2 separate regions of the Homo sapiens genome follow, and region 2 is linked to region 1. Evidence: read pairs that join two places in POLR2A ChIA-PET (ENCODE). Cell type or tissue: MCF 10A. All regions are shown on one strand.

Evidence for each region. ChIA-PET counts read pairs that join two places held together with the same protein. Peaks named below come from ENCODE experiments on the same cell type or tissue, not always from the same donor. Only the 100,000 strongest peaks of a DNase experiment are listed, where the experiment ranks them.
Region 2: POLR2A ChIA-PET joins it to region 1 with 5 read pairs; 2 of 35 experiments call an interaction of 5 or more read pairs at or near these places.

Annotation. Positions count from the first base shown.
Region 1 is chr5:142,717,015-142,725,014 of GRCh38, forward strand. No RefSeq gene overlaps it. Among named protein-coding and RNA genes, the nearest start is that of LINC01844, 25 kb to the right of the region's middle. In MCF 10A, CTCF peaks have their summits at 95 (motif pointing right), 710 (motif pointing right) and 4,130; DNase peaks (open chromatin) are centred at 137, 717 and 4,047.
Region 2 is chr5:142,901,496-142,909,495 of GRCh38, forward strand. It overlaps ARHGAP26 (Rho GTPase activating protein 26), which reads left to right. Exons shown (of 23, transcript NM_001135608.3): 7 at 440-544; 8 at 2,045-2,174; 9 at 6,209-6,309. Among named protein-coding and RNA genes, the nearest start is that of ARHGAP26-AS1, 37 kb to the left of the region's middle. In MCF 10A, no CTCF peak of the experiment used is centred here; a DNase peak (open chromatin) is centred at 3,116.

The DNA.
Region 1 (8,000 bases):
ATCTACATTTTCACAAGCCTTCCAGGTGATTCTAATACAAGCCAAACTTCTGAGAAGCGCCGCTCCACTGCCCCTGTGTCCTAGTTACCAACTCCTGCTCATTCCGGGCTGAGCAGTAGGTGGCAGTGAATCGCAGAACGGTATTTGGACGGCTGCTAAATGCTGAGAAGGGGCTGGCTTGCACCAGATTGGTTGGTGATGGAGCTGGTGACAATTGCTCCAGTGTTCTTACACTAGCCCACAGTTCATGATGCCAGCTTTCTCATCTCAGGAAAGTTCAGGGAACAAATCCAAACATGGTTCAAAGTCATTCTAAGGTCTCTTCTTAGTCACATGGTGTTTCCAAGGCTTTGAAATTGTTTACTTCTAACTCATGTTTTCAAAGTTGTATCCTTCAACAGAGAATTCTGTGAGTATCTGGGTTTGGACTATTCTCCTAAGACACCTTCCCACCCTATAAAATCCCAAAGTCATGAGTACAAATCATTTCTGCCATCCTTGGACACCTTTTGGGCAAAGTATTTGACCCATCTCATGCTGAATGGACCCTTGGCCCCTCCTCTGCAATGGACCAGATCCGGTGAATGGTGAACATCCTGTTTCCCTGGATCTTTTGTCAGGCAGATAAAATTCAATGTTTGGCAAACTTTGTTAAGGCTGAGAGTGAGGTCACTGCAGTTCAGGTTATTTTCTATCTGGGCCACAAGAGGACACCCTCCACTCAGCCATGAGCATCTATAGTCTCCATAAAGCTCCGAAGTGGGTTGAGTGATGTGCTGGATTATGAAGAGGGGACAGTCACCTGCTAGAGAGGGAGGGGATGTCACTTTCCTTCTGTAGAGTGGTGGGATGAAGTGGCTTTGGATCAGACCTCAGCCCTGAACTCTAGAGCTGGGTTGCTCGAAGTGTGGCTCCCCGACCAACCGTATCCCCGTCAACTGGGAAGTTGTTAGAAAAGCACATTCTGGGGTCCTAGCCCAGACCTGCTGAATCCGAAGCTCTGGGGGTGGAGCCCAGCAATCTCTGGTTTAACAAGACCCCTCCCCTCCCAGGTGATTTCCATGTGAGCTCTCGCTCGAGAACTGCTATTCTCTCCTCCAGAGCATCTTCCTGGTTATTCTCTGGGACGCAAAACCATGGTGGTATCTGATCTCATCACACTTCTGCCAGGAGGTGAAATCGAAGAGGCTACATTCTTGATGCTCAGTGTCTTCTTCAGGTCATTTGCCTGAGGACACCTGGGGATACTGAGGTCAGTCATTCTGCATGAACGTGTGCAGTCCCTGGGCTCAGCCCTGGGCCGAAGGCTCTGAGGGATGTAAGGGTCACTAAATAATAATTTGTCAGCCCTCACAGAGCTTCCAGTCCTCCATGAAATGCAGGGTTGCCGCCTGAAAACAGACCAAAGGGGGCACACGACATGGTTCTGACAGCATGGGTAAATACAAGGAAGCTGGGAGCCGTGCAATGCTGCACACGTCCCCTCCCCGGCTTCATCTCCCATTCCCTCCCACCCAGCTGCTGTTGCAGGGCCCCCTGCCTTCTTTTTCACTCTCAACAGCACACCCTCAGTTTGCCCTTGTTTTCATTTCCTTTTCCCCTTACCTCCCATACCTCTTTTCCAATCTCTCCCCCTCCCGTTCTGGTTTTGTTGTAAATCACAAAATTTCAGGAACAGGCCCAGCAAGGACAGAAGCCCCAAGGGGCAGGGGAAAAGGAGAGAAACTGCATAGATAAGAACAGGCTTCTTCTCAGAGTAAAGACTAAGAAGACACAGCCGTACTGTAATAGTAGTTACCCTTGTCCGAAGGGCAGTGCAAGCCTGGAAAAGGGAGACCACCCGTGGGCTAGGGAGTGGGGAAGAAGCTCATTAGGGTGTCTGGACACGAGCTAAACCTTCACAGGGCACGGGGACTTGGGAAAGCAGAGGGGACGGAGAGGCCATGCCAGCCCCATAGCAGGGAGGAGCTGGGGTGGGAGGGGGGCCGGGGGCAGCCTGGTGGGGAGGGAGGATGGATGGGGAGTCATAGGAAGTGAGGCAAGATGGGCTCCCAGATGGAGGAGGGAGCAGTTAAAGTCTGAGTTTTATGATAGATGTACCAAAGAGGTGTGATAGGTTCTGAGCAGAGGAAAACTGTGTATATTGTTATTGTGAAGACATCTTCTCTTCCTGAGGTCACAAACTCAAATGCCTATAGCATGAAGCAGGCCAGGTAAGAAGCTGGAGGGCCTGGAGGGGTCGCGTGAGCTGGAGAGCACGTGTCCACCCTGAAGTGGGCAGTGATACACAAATCCCGACAATTATTACCGGGGGCAAGTAGAAGCTGAGTTGCGAAGTCATCCAGTTTTTCGACAGAAATTGGATGTCTGGATTTCTTTCTCATAATGTAAAATTTCTTCATTTTTAAATAGGCAGCTCATTGAAAATTTAAAAAAATCTGTACACCTTTGGGTGGTAACTTCTGACCTGCATTTTAAAAAATTGGACCTGAGGGTTTGTACCATACTCTTAATCAAAAATATTATGACCATTGTTTCTTCTTAGTTTCCTCCCTCACCCCTTTCTAGTAAATCCATTTATTATGAACAAAAAATATGATAACATCCAAACATGAACAACGTACTGTTTTCAACACTGCACACGAATTATCTCATCCTCATACAACCCTGTAAGATTATCTACTCCCACTCTATAGATGAGAGAACTGAGGTACAGAGAGGGAAAACAACTTGCTCCAAATCTCACTAGTTTTAAGTGGGGGAGCCAAGACCGAAGCCCAGGTGGTCAGACTACAGGGTCGTGAGTTCAGCCTGTGTGTTATATCCTTCCCTATATTCTTTGGTGACCATATTTCAGTTGTGTTTTTCCCTCTTCCAAGTATGAGTGACATTTGTGAGGTTGTATTTTCCTTCTTGTGTTAAAATATTAGGTTCACTGTCTTTATTGCCCGTGCCCTGGTGCCTGAGGCCTGTGAGTCAGCTGTGCTCAGTCTAGCAAGCATCCATGGAGGACCCGCCGTGCGCCATGCATCGTGCTGGTGCCAGCTGTCCCATTTCATGAAACTCCATTTTAATAAAAGATACTGACAGATAGAAACCAAAAATTTCAACCTAATATGGGATGTTATGTTGAGACAAAGGCATCTTTGGTATGCACTGCGATCATATAATGGAGTCATAAATGTGGAGGAGGGGTGGGTCAGGGAAGACTTCCTGGGAGAAACGTCCTGGGGGCTAAGTCTCAAAGAACTCTGAGGAACACCAGGTTCAAGAGGCCAGGCATTAGAAGTCAGAGGGGTGCAGGGAAGGTCAGCAGAGTGGCGATAAGGCAGGAGGAAGGAGCCTGGGATGGTAGGGTTGAGCCTACCTGAGACAGCTGATGGATAGGAGGAAGGGACCAGTCAGAGGGGCTGGGGAATCATGACCTGACATTGTGTGTGTTGATTCAGTGTCTACACGCTCAGTGTCAGGCCATGGGGAAGACCCCACAGAGAGGGTAAGGCTTGTTGTTGAAGTGGATGGATGAGAGGCTCTACCCCTCATTATTTGTGGGGCCTTAGGCAGGCTGCTTTGCCTCTGGGAAGCTGAGTTTCCTCACCTGTGAAATGAACTCAAACTTATTCAGCTTAGTGAGTACTGAATAAGAAGATGCTGGTGCCAAGTCTAGCACAATGCCTGACCCCAGCAATCATTCAGACAATGTTTGCGATTACTATCATTTCTGACACTTAGTAAATGTTTACTGAAGGAGTGAAAGGGAGCAATGGCTTAGGTGACCCCAGCGGCACCCAATGCAGTTGGGAGATCAGATCATCAGCTAAGCTTAAGCCTGGCCCATGATTTCCACTTGTCTTACGAGGACTGGGAAATAAGGGTTACATTAGTTTGAGGGAGACTTCAGCTTTAATATAAATTCCAAGTGACGCCATCCAGTCCACCGGAGAAGCAGCCTGCCTCAACAGGCAAGTCTGACCACAGAGACTGCAGCTGAATCAGCCGTAACTCGGAGCTGAGGCTGATAATTTTCTGAGGCTTGTCTGCACGCCTGTGAATCTTGCGTTCCTGTAGGTTACATCATTCTGTCCAGGTGCAGACAGTCCTGCTGATGGAACACTCCCCGGCAGCTGCAGCAACCTGGCACCTGGCATGGAGGAGTCCATCTGGTGGTGATATGCAGCCACTCAGGACTCATGCCAGCCACGCCGGCTCCTGGATGACAGGCAGATATGGCTGCGGCTGCCTTGCTTACTCCCAAATAGCACAGAGCAGGACAGTCTTCCAGCCAGGTGGGTAGTTCCAGGAGGCCACATTCACCTTGGAGATTCCTACCATACTCAGGAAAAGAAAGAAAAGCTGCGTACAGTTCTTACAATCATGCTTGTCATTTCTGTAGTCCTTTTTGTTTAAGGATCTCAGCTGCTGGGGCACGTGCAAGTTTTCCTTCAGTTTCTGTGCCAGCAATAATGTGCCTTGATTTTCGGGCAGTTATAAGTGGCCAGAGAGAAAGGGGACCTTAAAAGTGTAAGCCTGGCTTATTTTTTCTGGAATGAGCTTTCTGCAGCAGTGGGTCCCAAACTCAGCACTGTGCTGGGCTTTTCTGGAGGAATATGACACACACAGGGCTGCCAATTCTGATTCAGTAGGTGTGTGGCCAGCCCCAAACACCTGCATTATTAACCAGCTCACGGGGTGGTCCCCTGACCGGCTGCCTCCAATCCCCTGAGGTACTTGTTAAAAATGCAGGTCCCTTGGCCATACCCCAGACCCACTATATAGACAGCTCTATCTAGGGTGTGGATGGATGGAGTTTCACTCTTGTCACCCAGGCTGGAGTGCAATGGCATGTTCTCGGCTCACCACAACCTCTGCCTCCCGGGTTCAAGCGATTCTCCTGCCTCAGCCTCCAGAGTAGCTGGGATTTCAGGCGCCTGCCACCATGCCTGGCTAATTTTTTTGTATTTTTAGTAGAAACGGGGTTTCACCACATTGGCCAGGCTGGTCTTGAACTCCTGACCTCATGATCCACCCGCCTCGGCCTCCCAAAATGTTGAGATTACAGGCGTGAGCCACCGCACCTGGCCAATGGCTTCCTTTTTAACAGGTGCATTTTGCCACAGGTCCCTCAGCGGCTCTTGAACACAGTCAAGTTTTAGAGCTGCTGCCGTATGTGATTCTGATGCACCGTATTTGACTACTACTCCAGAACAATTATGCTTGAATTTCTGTCTTGCAGACCCTAGATTTTTTTTCCCTGACTCAACTAGACTGTCCTCAGCAGCTGAGAGAAGTGTTGTTGGCCAACATAACACAAAAGAGGCAAAGAAAGTAGAAAAGTGATGTAATCTGAAGCCATGTGGAGTCTGAGGCCAAGAAATTGGATGGAAAAACACCAGGGATCCTCACCTTGACTATGACCCAGCTTTGAGAGTTGAAACGGAGTGTCTGAAGACACTGCGCAGTTCTTTGGCGAACGGGCTAGTTGGAGTTAGCAACCTTCTGCTTGGAGAAGCTTCTGCCACTGCTTGTAGGTTTGCTTGGCTTTTGTACTTTTTTTTTTTTTTGAGACAGTCTTGCTCTGTCACACAGGCTGGAGTGCAGTGGTGCCATCTCAGCTCACTGCAACCTCTGCCTCCCAGGTTCAAGCAATCCTCCAGCCTCAGCCTCCCAAGTAGCTATGACTACAGGTATGCACCACTATGCCCAGCTAATTTTTGTACTTTTAGTAGAGACAGGGTTTTGCCATGCTGGCCAGTCTGGTCTCGAACTCCTGGCCTCAAGTGATCCGCCTGCCTTGGCCTCCCAAAGTGCTGGGATTACAGGCGTGAGCCACTGTGCCTGGCTGGCGTTTGTACTCTTCTGGGCAGTCTTGGGGCAGGGACTGTGTGAGCAGAGAGTTTGGAAACTTGGATCCCAAAGGTCAGAGGCAGGGTCTGACCTCCAAGGGAGAGGAGAAGCACAGTCTGTGGATCTGGGAAGTGTTTCAGGACAGGCTTTGCTGCCAGTCCCCAGGAGCCTTCCTCCCCTGCGGGGAGCCAGTACAGAGGCATTCTCCAGGAACCCAGCTGGCCAGACAATGCCACTCTGTTCCTGAGTTTGCTGGCACCTAGGCGGTTAACCCAGAAGCCGCCTCTGTGCCCTTTAGGGCAGGCAAGTTTTAAAGCTCTCCTTTCAACTTTGGGCCAACAACATCTCACAGGGTAAGAAGATGCACTTTCCTCCCCCAAGGCGCTGTTTTTCAGTATTCTTTGACCATGAGGTCCTCAAGAGTGTATCTTTTCTTCTTTTCTTCCTCTGCAGCTGATGATCCCTGGGAGAATTTTTTTCTTTTCTTTTCTTTTTTTTTTTTAGAGATAGGGTCTTTCTCTGTCACCCAGACTGGAGTGCAGTGGCTCAGGCATAGCTTACTGTAGCCTTGAATTCCTGGGTTCAAGCAATCCTCCCACCTCAGTCCCCTAAGCAGCTAGGATTACAAGCAAAAGCCACCATACTCGGCCCCTGGGAGAATTTCTACATCTTCAGAAGAATTCTCCCAGGAACTCTTGAGATGAGAATAACCCATGTCCACTCAGCACTGTGAGCCAGGAACATGCAAAGTGTCTTTCTCCTACTCCATGGTGGCCAGAGATCAAACAGCCATTCCTGAAGGCCAGACACTGGAGACATTTAAAAAAAACCTGTTTTAAAATTTATTTTATTATATTCCATAACATGTCAAAATTTAAGACAGCTTTAGGCCGGAGGGCTCACGCCTGTGATCCCAGCACTTTGGGAGGCTGAGATGGGTGGATTGCTTGAGCCTAGGAGTTCGAGACCAGCCTGGACAACATGGCAAAACCTCGCCTCTACAAAAAGCAAAAAAATTAGCTAGGCGTGGTGGCACGTGCCTGTAGACCCAGCTACCTGAGAAGCTGAGGTGGGGTGGAAGGCTCGCTTGAGTCCAGGAGGTCAAGGCTGTAGTGAGCTGTGGTCATGCCACTGCACTCCAGCCTTGGTGACAGAGTGAGACCCTGTCTCCAAAGACAGCTTTAAAATTGCATACAGTATATCTCAAGAAGAGGAATAACAACAAAGAGAAATAAAGGAAGGGGAACCAATGAAACTAGGTAGAGGTTGATGCATGAACTCCTGGCACACTTACTAAAGACAGTACACCGATTTGTGTTTTTTTTGTTTGTTTGTTTGTTTGTTTGTTTGTTTTGAGACAGAGTCTCGCTCTGTCATCCAGGCTAGAGTGCAGTGGCGTGATCTTAGCTCACTGTAACTTCTGCCTCCTGGGTTCAAGCGATTCTCCTGCCTTAGCCTCCTATGTAGCTGGGACTACAGGAACATGGCACCACGCCCAGCTAGTTTTTGTATTTTTAGTAGAGACAGGGTTTCGCCATGTTATCCAGGCTGGCCTCAAACTCTTGACCTCAGGTGATCTGCGTGCCTCAGCCTCCCAAAGTGCTAGGATTACAGGTGTGAGCCACCACACCCAGCTGGTTCTAAGCTTTTTAGCAAGGAAGAAGTGGTCAGGCTTAAAGATAACCCAAATGACGTCAATTCCTTTACCCTTTCCTTTATTATTTTTTAAATCTATCATTTTTTGAGCTTCTACTATGTGCCAGGCACTGTCCGAGGCATGGAGGATACAGCCGCAGTCAAAATGAAGCCCCTGTCTCTGTGTAGCTGACTCTCCAAGTGGGAGAGGGAAACAACATGCAAGTAAGCAATGCCATACATGATAATCATATGTCAGGCGGTGCTAAATGCTAAATGAAAATGACCACAGCATGCCTAAGGATGGAAAGTAACTGGGAAGAGGTGTGGCCATTTTAGACTGGGGCACTATGGAAGCCCCCCAGGGACGGGCATTCGGGCAGCAACCTAAAGATGGAGGCGGGGAGCTGCACCGATGTGTGGGAGAAGAGTGTCAGGCAGAGGACAGTGTGTGCAAAAGCCACAGAGCGTGACAGTCATGGGTGTCTGTGGAACTCCCAAAAGACAGCGTGGCCCAAGCA
Region 2 (8,000 bases), 180 kb after region 1:
TGTAATAACCTGATACTACAAATGTACTAGAGGGAAACTGAGTCAGAACCCTGGTCTTTGGTTTCTGAGGAAATGATGTTCTCAGCAGGTGGTGAGGCCCACAGGGCAAGGGCATGGGTGTTGATGCCAAGGAGACCTGGTTTCAAGTTCTGGCTGCCACTTACTGTGTGTTTTGGGGCAAGTTTCTTAACCTCTCTGAACCTGCTTCCTCATTATTAAAATGGGGATAACAGTAGTGCTTAGGTCATGGGATGTTGTGAGTACTCACCCAGGGCATGGAAGGGCATAGTGCCTGGCACACAATTGGTGCTCTTTAAATGTCAGCCATTATTATTCTTTATTTTAGACTTTCAAGCCAGTGTTGGGAGCTCAGATACAGCTACATAATACCTCTTTTCAACCTGGTTATGTGACCTTTGCCTTTCTTCCTTCATTACAGCTGCTGGCCTTCCTGCAAGGACTCTTCACTTTCTATCACCATGGTTACGAACTGGCCAAGGATTTCGGGGACTTCAAGACACAGTTAACCATTAGCATACAGAACGTGAGTGGGCATAGGGACAGGCTTCTTTTATCTGGTTAAGGAAAAACAAAATATGGGCCTGATTGCCCTAGAAACCATCCAGGTGGCTTGGAATGTAGGTGAGGAGGGTGGGTCTTGCTTGGGTTCAGAGGGAAACTAGGGGCAGGCGTTTCTAGAGTGCTTGGTGGTTCTGAGTTAGACCATCATCCTCTTCTCCATTATTTCAAAGCCCTATTTATGTTCTCGGAAGTGCTGCTGCTGGTTATGTTTCAAATTTGTAGCGTCTGTAGCATTGGAGTCAGGATTTCCTTTGGCGGTGGAAATCCCAGCCCAACCCAGCCTCCATTCTATGCATCTAGCTGCCTGACTACATGAGACCGTGTGGAGTGTGTGTTCTGGGAATGGGGGCTGGGGACACATGCTGGCCTCCAGCTCAAAGGATGTTCTCTTGTCCAACTCTTAGGAAGGCTGGCAGGAAATCCAAGTCCGTGCTTCGCTCCCAGTGTGGTCAGCATTCCCAAGGTTTAAACACAGGACCTTTTGGTGCACAGAATCCTGCGTAGGGCTTTTTGGTTAGCAGTCACTGGGGCTTGAGCCCCCTTCTTCACTGTGGGATTGGACCATGTTATTCTTCTTATTTTCTTTGTCTCTAGGTGATCTTGTGTCCATGTGGGTTGTACTGCATGGGTTTTAGAAGCCTGGAGGTTACATAGTAGTCAGTGTTGTCTCAGAGAACAGGAAGTTGCAGAATCTTGGAAAAGGTTTCACAAAGCATGGCTTCCCCTTAGGCCAGGTTTCTCAGAATGCAGGCTCTGAAATCGAGATTGACATGCAGTGGGCTTACTGGAGGTGGGGGCAATGCTGGTGAAAACACCTGTGACAGAGTGAGGGCACCTGGACTCGCAGAGGGGGAAATAGAGCTGTGATGCAGATGCAGCAGAGGTCTCAGTGCAGGGGAGGCTCTGGAGCTGGGATGATCCTTCAAAGTCGCCCTGAATACAAGCAAGGGGGCCAGGCTTTCAACCCCCTTCTGCCTTTCCTCTAGCCTTGTCTAGTCATTGGGTGCAGGCTGACCTTGAGTGAAGGAACTCCCCTTTTAAGGAGGGACTCATCTGTGAGCCATCAGCAAGCAACATTCATGGCAGCTGGAGAAATGAACGCCTAGGTCCTTAAGTCATACAGGCCCCTAGAGCATCTGAATCAGAATCACCTGGGAGGCTTATCGTAAAACACACTTTTTGGCATCCAGAGGTGCTGAATTGATCTGTAGGAGTGAGGGCTGGGCATTTGCATTTTCTATAAGATCCCTAGGTGATTTTGATAGTCACTAGAGTTTGAGAGTCATTCTGGTATAGGACTTTAAGGCCAAAGTATACTTGTCATAAGGGAGTATTTGGCCAGTTCCTGGAAGGTTGAATGTCCTTTATCTCATTTTAGATCTAAGGATTCTATTAGGTTGATCTGGATTGTTAAAACAGATACTTTGTTTCTTTGATTTGAATAAAATTATTTTCATCCTAGACAAGAAATCGCTTTGAAGGCACTAGATCAGAAGTGGAATCACTGATGAAAAAGATGAAGGAGAATCCCCTTGAGCACAAGACCATCAGTCCCTACACCATGGAGGGATACCTCTACGTGCAGGAGAAACGTGAGTGCTTTGACTAGCAACAGCTTGGGATGTACTCAGGCCTCTTACCTAGAAGGTGGAGGATGTATTCAGCAGTGCCTACCTTACTGTAGATACATGCTTGGATAACAAGAACAATTTTATAGTTCACCTTTCCAAAGAGAAAGATGATGTCCACAGAATCTTGTCTACCTTTGTTTTTCTTTATGAATGGGAATTCCTTTGGGAACCTGCAATTCTTTAAGGCTCTGTGGTTGCTCTTCTCTCTCTAATGTTACTCTACTCTTGGGGTTCCTGTACCCCTAGTCCAGCTTTATGTACCATACCCTGAGCATAGCAGCCTTGGAAAGGTCTTACATGCTAGGCCCCTGTTATCTATCAGCAGTGTATCCTTTGGTAGACTTAATACTTGGTGATTCTGTTTTCATTTGACATTGTTTCAGCAAGGCCCAAACAATCATGACTTAGGCCTTTTTCCTCTTCTCCTCAACTCATTTCATTCCAACACTTGAATTTTATGAAAAGTAGGAACAAAGGCTCACTTCAAGAGCCAAGAAGAAGGCTGCATGCGGTGGCTCACGTCTGTAATCCCAGCACTTTTGGAGGCTGAGGTCGGTGGATTGCTTGAGCTCAGGAGTTCAAGACCAGCCTGGGCAACATAGTGAAACCCTGTCTCTACAAAAATACAAAAAGTAGCCAGGTGTGGTGGTGTGCACCTGTGGGCCCAGCTACTTGGGAGGCTGAGGTGGGAGGATTGCTTACCGGAGTGAGCCTGTTGAGGTTTATAAGAGCTCAGGAGGTGGAGGCTGCAGTGAGCTGAGATTGCCACCACTGTACTCCAGCCTGGGTGACAGAGCAAGACCCTGTCTCTTAAAAGAAAAAAAAAAAAGAGCCAAGAATACTCATTGTTCTGCCAGTGATGTCTAGGAAAGGAATGCCAGGTGCTGCTAACATGGACATTTTAGTGATGACTCACAAGTTCATGCCTTATGGCTGGGGAAAGGCTCTGTGATGGGGCCGTGCCGTTTAGGATAGCACATTCAGACTTAATTCGTGTATGCAATGCTAGGAACGAAAGAAAGTGAATGTTTTTTTCTTTAGTGGGTAATTCTTCTCCTAGTCCTTTGGTAGAGAACATTGGTCTTTTCAGATTTTTGCAGGTTTTGTGTTCTTTCATGTCCTGCTCTTCATGTAGAGTTAGGCAGATGTCTTCACTCCTAATAGCTTTCCGATGGGATAGAATAGAAATACTTGGTTTCACTAATTATTCTATTTAGTAATTACTCAAAAATTTGTTTGGACTTAAGTTTCCTGGTAACTGGGGCAGTAGTGGTGTTGGAGTATTGGCTGTGATGAGGATTACATTCCTTATTCTTACAGAGATGAGCCTGTTGAGGTTTATAAGAAATGTAGCTACTTCAGCTGTGTGTTTTGTATATGCCTGAATACAAAGTGATCCCCTCTTTGCCCAGTGAGAAGATCCCTGCAAAAGGTTTTAGGTCTACTTGAAAATATAAATTTTTAGGACTCTAAAAATATAGTTCAAAGTCCACCTATAATACTTAATTTGTTAATATATCATTCACTTACATATATAAAATCAATGTTGTTTTTTTGCACTCTCATGTCACACACTTTTATTCAGACACTTCACATGCTCTTTCAACATTAGTGTGTTGATTATCATGAGGACACTTTTTTGTTCCCTAACACAGTCCAGAGCACATGATGGGGATACAGCACTTTTTTTTTAATTTTAAATTTTTTGTAACTTGTTATTTTGAAATAATTTCAGACATACAGAAAAGTCGCAACAATGGTGTAAGGAACAACCATAAACCCTTTACCCAGTGCATCAATTTTTAACATTTAGCCACAATGATATCATTCCTTCTCTCTCTGTGTGGGTGTGTGAGTATTCACGTGAGTACAACTTGCATACACACACATACACACTTTTTTCTGAGTCATTTGAGAATATGGTTGCATATACCATGCTTCTTCAGTAGTGAGTATTTTCTAAGAATAAAAGATATTCTTTTTATGTAAACACATCTGTTAGGTTGGTGCAAGAGTAATTATGGTTTTTGCCATTAAAAGTAATAGCTAAAATCGCAATTGAACTCTTGCCATTAAAAGTAATGGCTAAAATCGCAATTGAACTCTTGCACCAACCTAATATCAAATTTAACATTGGTGCAATATTTAATCTGAACTACAGTCCGTATTCCAGTTTTGCCAGTTGTATCAATAATGGCCTTCTAAAGCATTTTGTTGTTCTCCAGTACAGAACCTCATACTGCATTTAGTTGTCATGACTTTAGTCTCCTTTAATCTGGAACAGTTCTCCAGCTTTTCTTTGTCTTTCATGACATTGACATTTTTGAACAACACAGTCCAGTTCCTTTATACAGTTTTCTTCAGCATGGGTTTATCTGGTGTTTCTTCATGATTAGATTTGGATTATGCATCTCTGGTCAAATCCTACATAAGAGTTCTTCTCTGGGGCCACATCTGGACACATGTGGTGTCGACCTGCCCCTCAGTGGTGATGTAAATTTTGATCACCCAGTCAAGGTATTGTCTGGTTTCTCCACTATACAGTCACTATTTTCCCCTTGTAACTAATTAGCAATCTGAAGGTAACACCTTAAGATCATGTAAATATCCTTCTCCTTATCACACTTTACCTCCATAGATTTAGCATCCATTGACAATCCTTGCCTGAGCTGATCTTTACTATGATGGTTGCAAAATGGTGACTTCTCAGTTCCACCAACCCCTCCACATTTAATAGTTGCCATTCAGTGTACTTATGTAAGGAAGAGTCCTGCTCCTCTTTCTTCCTCCCTCTCTCCCTTCCTACTGTCTATCCATCCATCCGTCCGTCCGTTATCCATCTTTCCATTGTCAGTTTGGATTTATGGGTTCCTCTTTTGTTCAGGAGGCTATAATTTATAACTGTCCTTATTTATCTTGATGCTCAAGTTGTCCAAGATACAGTGCTTTGGGAATCTTTGTGTTGTTCAATTACTGGAATTTTTTCCCCAGTCTGTAAGAATACACTAAGATGGTTTGTATTTTCATTTGTCCTTGACGGCCCAGTGGAAACATTTACTGTTTTGTTTTTTAAGTTTACTAAATGACATCTAACACTTGCAGTTGGCAGTCATGCCATACCATTGATAATTATTAAACGTCTGCTAATTCTCTTTATGTTTAAACAATTTTTTTTTTTTAACAATTTCTGCTGTGTGATCTCCATAAGCACCTAAAACTAGTATTGGTTGAAGTCCTTTGCAGGCTGACTAATGCCTTCTTCCTTTAATAGTGCTTTGTTTTCAAGTAATTGGCTAAGCACTGAGTAAAATCAGAGACTTGGCCAGAATACGACTGCATGGCACCTCCCTCTTGAGGTGACATACTAATCTTGAGGGACATAGTCCTTAGAGGTTACATGTGGGCATTGACAGTCACTTCCACTCTGCATCTCTGGTGTCTCTGAGCTCTCCTTGTCTGCTTTTCAGATCTTCTTGAGTTCTGCTAAAGTAAGTTAGGGGTTTGGAAGTAGGTCAGAACCCCTGATGTCTGTGCACAGAGTCACAGAGCAGCTGTGTGGGAAGCATGATGTCATCGCAACAGATGGGAATGGTCACAAGCGCTTGGAGGAGGCTTTCTGCGTTCTCTCCTCAATCATCTTACTCCTGTCAGTGAAGAGAGTGGAAACTTCAGTTGGGGCTTGATGATGGGAACGGGGATTAGTTTCCCCAGGGAACCTTTACTTCCGTTGTATTTTAAGACCCACTGGATGTAGCATCAATGGGAAACAGTCTTCTTTGGTCCCTGGGGGAAATCCCGGGGTTGGTTTCATTTGAGCCTGTGGGATCAGATTTCTGTCTATTCATTCTAGCTAGTGTGGAGAATATATTACTTCTAACATAGTTTAAGGGTAGGGTAGATGAGCATTATGAATTATGGGTTGTGGTTTTTCCAGCTCATGATGTATAGCATACAGTGGAATGTATAGATATTTTATGGGAAATATTACCTTTCAGGTCACTTTGGAACTTCTTGGGTGAAGCACTACTGTACATATCAACGGGATTCCAAACAAATCACCATGGTACCATTTGACCAAAAGTCAGGAGGAAAAGGGGTGAGTTCATTTTTAAAATTTGATGTTTGATTTGCTTGGCTAACATATAATGATTATAATGCATGTATAAAGTAACACCTCCAGTGTTATATTTATGTTTCATCATAAATTTAAAATTAATAATTTAAAAAATTTTTATATAGTAGTTCAGGAAGCCTAAGAGGCTGAAGAATCGCTAAAATAAGATGATTACTCTTAGCTCTAACTTACGTTAGGAACTGCAGTTAAGAAATATTTTTGTATTTCACATATATACAATATCAAGCGTATCAAATATTTTTATATGCTGAAAATTATTGAATAACCTCATCCTGTGAAACTGATTCAGTCCCACTCCCACTTGATACCTGGAGAGCTGCCAGTGGCAACATAGATGTCCTGGTTACCTATTGCTGTGTAACAAGTCACCCCAAAACTTAGCAACATTTAAAACAACAGCAATCATTTTAGTATTTCTCATTGTTTCTGTGGGTCACGAATTCAGGGGGCATTTGGATGGGTGGTTCAGGCTTGAGGTTTCTCATAAAGTACTAAGCAGACAGTAGCTAGAGCTAGAACAAGGAGGGTCTGAAGCAGCTCAAGCTGGCCAGATACAGCTGTCATCCTCTCTCCTGTATCCTTTTCTTCCCTTTTCCCTCTTTCTCTGCATACTCCCAGGGCCTCGCCATTTGGTCTCTCTGTATTAGCAAGTTTGGGCTTCCTCACAGCATGGTGGCCTCAGGGCAGCAAAAGGTTTTAGGAGTGAATGTTCTAGAAACTAAAGTAGACACTGCATTGCCTTTTCATGACTTAATCTCAGAAGTCATAGAGCCTTACTTTTACCTTATCTATTGGTTAAAATGGTCACAATAGCCCTCTCAGTTTCAGTGGGGGAGGAGGTAGACCCTGCCTCTCCATGGGAGGGGCATCAAAGTCTCATTGTAGGAAAAGCACGTGGCATAGAAGGTGATATGTAGCTATCTTTGGAAGAGACAGTTGGGCACATATGGCTCCCTGGTGTCCCCGCCATTGGGCAGCTCCTTGAATGCTCCTAGTTCTTCCCTCCTCCTGGCTGTTGCCTCTCGCCTCCTGCCTGCTTGTGAGTCTCCTCTGAGTGTTCCCACAGCAGGCCACATGCATTTCTATGGAGGTGACCTGTCTTTTCTCTTTGCTCCTATGCTTTATTTTCTTCCTTTGATATTCTACATTTCATTATGATAGCCCTAGCTTTGATTTTTTTCTTTTTTAATCTATTGCTTGGGAGGTTTTGGTTTTCCAGGATTTGAGATTTGGTCTCTTCCAATAACTCTGGAAAATTCTCACCAATTATCCCTTTGAGTTTCGCCTCCTTCCCATTCTATTGTCTCCCTCTGGAGATATTTAAATGTTTTTAATACAAATATTTACATGTTTTATCTGTTTGAGTCTCTGGACTGTATTCTGAATAATTTCTCTTACTCTGTCTTCAGCTTAAATAGTTTTTCATTTGTGTCTAACCTGTCGATAAACTAGTCCTCTACAAGCATTCCACTTCGGTCCTCTCTGCAGTACATTTTTATGCAACATGTTGAGTTTGCGTGTGTGTGGGCATTATAGAGTAGGGGTTAAAAGCGCTGGCTTTGCTCTCAGTCTGCCTGGGCCAGTGCTGTTAGGTGCTGTTGTCATTACTGTTAGGTACTCAGCCATGTTGTGCTCCTTGTTCTCTTCCACTT